Linked DNA regions of Homo sapiens: region 2 is linked to region 1. The links are chromatin contacts, found by Hi-C or POLR2A ChIA-PET in ENCODE. All regions are on one chromosome and are shown on one strand. Each heading gives the region's core, a stretch centred on a gene start or an enhancer-like site at or near the end of the contact. The rest is flanking DNA. Distances are from core to core; before and after follow the strand shown.

Region 1 (2,656 bases), core at 102-2,601:
AATATTTCTACATAAACCCATTTATTTAAAACGGAAAAAAAGAAAGCAACAGGATCTTCAACCTTCATAACTCAAAAAACCCAGCCTCAGCCGAGCGCCTGGAATAGGTTAAGATCCCCCACGAAGTACAGACCAGCATTCCGAGCCTGCAGAGTCAACCAAAATACAGTTACTGAACACTATTGGAAATAACTTTATTTCAACAGGTCTTCCCATTTGTCATCACGGTGCGCACAAACTGTAAAGTCATCGTTTTTACAAACGGGGGGACGGAGGCTCGGGCTCTACAAAGGCTCGAACTCTCAGAGTCGTGGCCTCCTGGTTCTATCCATCAGAACCCACGGGTGATGGAGCCAGAGAAAGGTTACAGGAACTTCGAGATCTCCTGTTTTAAGTCTGAGGAAAGGGAGGGAGTGAGGATTTTCTGGGCCTCCCCAGAAGACGACGAGGAGGAAAAGCCCCGAAACCCCTCACTACGAGGTGCCGGCCTACGGGAAAGAAACCCGATCGCAGCATGGGAGCCTGCCACCGCCCGAAGACGAACTGCAGTGATTCCCACTCACCCCTCTCCCCCCACCATCATCCACGACTGTCCCCCACCTCAGGCCTGAGGAAGCCCATCGCTCTCAAAGGTCCTCCTTTGTGAGACTCCACGGCCGCCGCCCCACACGGGGCCTCCGGGGAAAAGCCACCGCCCCCACCCGCCATATTTCCCTGAAAGGCGCCCGCGCTACAGCTCCCGGTCTTCGCTCTCTCCCATGTGGCGGGTGCTGCTTCCCCCGTCACCCCACCCAATTGTTCTCCACATCCCAAGGCCGTCCCAGAAGCTCCCATGAGGGTGGCTCGTTCGGAGACAGCACCCGCCATCTCCTCCCCCTCCCCCGCCCCGGGACTCGCCCTCCCCCCAGCCGCCATTTTACAACCAACTCCTCCACCCCGTCGCCCCGGCCTCCCGGCCCGCGAGTTGTTTGCAGTTAAGGACGGCGAAGGGGTCACATTCCAGGGCATAGAGCCTCCCATCGCCCCGGGAGCTCCCAGGCCATTTCCTGCTTCCCGAACCCAAGCCCCCGGGCCAGGCTCGCAGACGATGCCGCCATTTTGTCTCCTGTTCCCGGCCTCTGTGGGCGGCGGCAGAGGGTCCGAGAATTCCAGCCCCCCGTTGCCCCCCCAACTCACCGTCGTATCGCTCAGCCTGCTCGGCCAGCTTCGCCTGGTACACCAGATCCTCTCGATCATCCATAGCGGCAGCGGCTCCGGCAGGGTCTGCGCGACGGATGGAAGCGGATAGTGTCTCCGACTCTCTCAGCCTCTCGCTCCGCGTCCGGGCAGCAAAAATGGCGGCGCCTCAATCCGGGACTTCCGCCTGCGCACGCGGACAACTGCTCAGCTCTATGGCAACCGCTCCCTGGCAACTGGCGCGGGGGGCGGGTCCTGGAACTCGGCGCCCGAAGCGGCTGGAACGAGCGCACGAGACGCCTCTCCTCTGTCGGCTCAGCGGGCGCCGGAGCCCAGAGGCGGGAACTGCGACTGCCGAAAGGGAGCGGCCCCCGGGGAACGAGAAGGGCTGAGGCGGGGCCGGCCGGGACTGCTCCTGAAAAAAGCCAGCGAGAGACCTGGGTCAGACCGGGGCCCGAGGCCCGACCTGCGGAAAAGAACGACGGAGGCTGTAACGGTTTCTGTCATGGCAGGTCTTCTTTCCCGAAATCTGAGGCTGTCACTACCGCGCCCTGGTTTTCTTTTCTTTTTTCTTTTTTCTTTTTTCTTTTTGAGACGGAGTTTCCCTCTTGTTCCCCAGGCTGGAGTGCAGTGGTGCGATCTCGGGTTACCACAACGTCCGCCTTCCCGGGTTCAAGTGATTCTGCTGCCTCAGCCTCTCGAGTAGCTGGGATTTCAGGCCCCCGCCACCACCCCCAGCTTTTGTATTTTTAATAGAGATGGGGTTTCACCATGTTGGCCAGGCTGGTCTCGAACTCCCGACCTCAGATGATCCGCCCCCCCTCGGCCTCCCAAAGCGCTGGGATTCCAGGGGTGAGCCACCGCGCCCAGCCCACGTCCTAGTTTTCTCGGCCAAGCCTGGTCATGGGCCTTTTTCAGACACTTTTAGACTCAGGGTAACGAACCGGGCCCTGGCCGGGCGCGGCGGCTCATGCCTGTCATCCCAGCACTTTGGGAGGCCAAGGCGGGAGGATCACAAGGTCAGGAGTTCGAGACCAGCCTGGCCAATATAGTGAAACCCCGTCTCTACTAAAAATACAAAAAATTAGCTTGGCATGGTGGTGCATGCCTGTCATCCCAGCTACTCAGGAGGCTGAGGCAGGAGAATCTCTTGAACCCGGGAGGCGGAGGTTACAGTGAGCCGAGATCCTCCCATTGCACTCCAGCCCAGGCGACAGTGTGAGACTGTGTTTCAAAAGAAAAATTATATATATATACAAAAATTAGCTGGGCGTGGTGGTGCATGCCTGTAATCCCAGCTACTCCAGAGGCTGAGGCAGGAGAATCGCTTGAACCCGGGAGTGGGAGGGTGCAGTGAACCGAGAGCACACCATTGCACTCCAGCCTGGGCAACAAGAGCACAACTCTGTCTCAAAACAAAGAAAAAGAAAAAAAACGAACTGGGCCCTGTTACAGTTGTCAGGGACAGGGGAGCTCCAGT
Region 2 (2,656 bases), core at 55-2,554, 3.9 Mb after region 1:
GAGGCAGGAGAATCACTTGAACCTGGGCGGCAGAGGTTGCGCCACTGCACTCCAGCCTGGGCGACAGAGTGAGACTGTCTCAAAAAAAAAAAAATAAATTATTAGTATAACCAAATGAAGTACTTGAATCTTGTTTTGATCTTAATTTAAACAAATATTCAGAAAGACTTTTTTTTTTTTTTTTTTTTGTCAATTGGAGAAGTTTTACCAGAGATTTGGTATTAGTTATCAGGCAGTTGTTAATTTTGTTTTGTGTGACAGTGGTACTTTGTTTATATAAGAAACTGTCCATATTTTTAGAGATGCATCTGTACAGTACGTTAGATAATGTAGTATTTCTGGGGCTTGCTTTAAAATACTACAGGAAAGAAAAAGGATAGTTTAAATAAGCATGGCAGGCTGGGTGTGGTGGCTCACGCCTGTAATCCTAGCACTTTGGGAGGCTGAGGCGGGCGATCACCTGAGGTCAGGAGTTCAAGACAAGCCTGGCCAACAAGGCGAAACCCCGTCTCTACTAAAAAATACAAAAATTAGCTGGGCGTGGTGGCACGCGCCTGTAATCCCAGCTACTTGGGAGGCTGAAGCAGGACAATCTGTTGAACCCGGGAGGCAGAGGTTGCAGTGAGCCAAGATCGTGCCACTGCACTCTAGCCTGGGCAACAAGAGCGAGACTCCGTCTCAAAAAAATAAATAAGCATGGCAAATCTTAATACCTTTTGAGTCTTGGTGAAAGCTATATGAAGGATTGTTGTAGTATACCCTCAACTTTTGAATATGTTTGAAAATCTTAATAATTACATATACAGCAGTAAAAGCAATAAACGAATGTTAGAACTCCTACTGTTGGCAAACATAATGTTTGAAATGCTTTACTACAAAAAATTAAGATTTTCTAACTTTATTTTAAATTTCTGTCTCCTGTTTTTTTGTATTTATATATATAAATATAACATTCATATATATGTTCATATATATATATATATATATATATATAACTAAAGTTACTGTTGACCAAGTCTTCCTCCAGGCTCTCTATTTCACTTTTAAGTGCCAAAAATGGATATTTAGGCTTGGTATTTGTTTACAGTTTTTCTGTTCATAATGACAACATGGTAGTGAATAGCTCTGGGTAATCTCCAGCAAATCAAAAGTACCAGAGGTAATTAGCATGAGGACCTGTTAAGTGTATAAACTTGAGCCTTGATAAAATTGTAGTACCCAAAAATGAATAAAGTATCCCAGAAATAATGCTTTTTCTTTTTTCACATTTTATGAAACAGTTTAACACTCAGAATACAGAGTTGACACACATAAACTTTTCCTTTGTGGTTTCACGTGTTTACATCTTTCTGGGTCTGTCTATTTGCATGCCTACCACAACTTCCCAGGTGTCTGTCTTTAAGGGACTTCACACAATTACTTTTTTAATTAATGTTCTTAAAACTGTCTTTGGCTAGAGATTCAAAATATTTTAAGAGTGATGGAAACTGATGTTGAGAGAGTAAAGATTTCAAAACAACTTAGCATGACTAGGTGTTTCCCTCTGTGACTTTGACTACCAAATCATTAACTCCTGTGATAACAATGAACATTTCACAACGTTTAAAAGTTCTCTTATTTTACTATTGGATTTTTATAAGTAGTTAGAAATTTATGCAAGAAAGTATTGCCACTGTCTTCATGAGGAAACTGAGGCTTGAGAATCTTGTGATTTCCTTAAAGTCATACAGCTGGTTAGCGGTAGAATTAGACCTTAAATCAGTTTATTTTCATGGTCAGTTTGGCTCAGTTATTGTGCTTTGGAGAGGAAATTGATACTTTTACAAAGATGAAGAATTTTTTTTTTCATAAATACCTTACAACTTTAGATGCTAAAAGGCGTAAGTTAAGGCCGGGCGCGGTGGCTCACACCTGTAATCCCAACGCTTTGGGAGGCTGAGGCGGGAGGATCATTTCAGCCCAGGAGGCCAAGACCAGCCTGGGCAGCGTAGTGAAACTTTGTCTCTACAAGAAATTTCAAAAATTAGCCGGGCGTGATGGTGCATGCCTGCAGTCCTAGCTACTCAGGAGGCTGAGGTGGGGGGATCGCTTGAGCCCAGGAATTTGAGGTTATAGTGGTCTATGTTTGCGTCACTGCACTCCAGCCTGTGCGACAATTGAGACCCTATCTCTTAACTTTTTTTTTTTTTTTTTTTTTTTTTTTTAAAGAAACACAGCGGCTGACTGGGAAAAGTTTTGTAAGAGAAGACAGACTTAATATCCAGAATATATAAAATGCTCTTACAGATCAGAAGGAAAATCATTCATTAGAAGCAAATGTAAAGAATGTCACCAAAGAGGAAATGAGTCACTAGTACATATATGAGAAGATGCTCAAACTCCTTATTAACAGGGAAAATGTAGATTAAAGTGACCATTTGCTACCCATGATATTTACAAGAATTTTTAAAAGATGGAAAATAGTGACTGTTGTTAAGGGTATGGGAAAACAATCACACATCCCTGTATACTGTTGATAAGTTCATCTTTTTTTTGAAGTTAGTTTGGCCAAACATATGTTCTGCCTGGGCTTAAACCATGTAGTAGGCACATTACATCAACTTAGTATTTAAAAGATGGTAAGAGGGAGCCGAGAAATTAATGCTAACTTTAAAGA

What was found. Hi-C counts contacts between places; a loop is a spot of excess contacts on that map. ChIA-PET counts read pairs that join two places held with the same protein, here RNA polymerase II (POLR2A).
Region 2: a map of transverse colon shows a loop between it and region 1 (22-fold over the local background). The contact joins the enhancer-like site here to the promoter of YWHAE in region 1. A Hi-C loop is called at or near these places in 1 of 168 maps with a recorded cell type or tissue (transverse colon). POLR2A ChIA-PET finds 5 or more read pairs at or near these places in 1 of 52 experiments (WTC11).

Annotation. Positions count from the first base shown.
Region 1 is chr17:1,398,871-1,401,526 of GRCh38, forward strand. YWHAE (tyrosine 3-monooxygenase/tryptophan 5-monooxygenase activation protein epsilon) reads right to left here and starts at 1,352. Exons shown (of 6, transcript NM_006761.5): 1 at 1,177-1,352. The coding sequence starts at 1,240. RefSeq lists enhancers at 1-574, 575-1,212, 1,213-1,850.
Region 2 is chr17:5,328,852-5,331,507 of GRCh38, forward strand. The region is part of intron 2 of RABEP1 (rabaptin, RAB GTPase binding effector protein 1); the gene reads left to right. Among named protein-coding and RNA genes, the nearest start is that of RABEP1, 48 kb to the left of the region's middle. Within about 2 kb of position 1,305, at least 3 of the 41 ENCODE cell types and tissues checked have a DNase peak (open chromatin) inside an H3K27ac peak, as active enhancers do.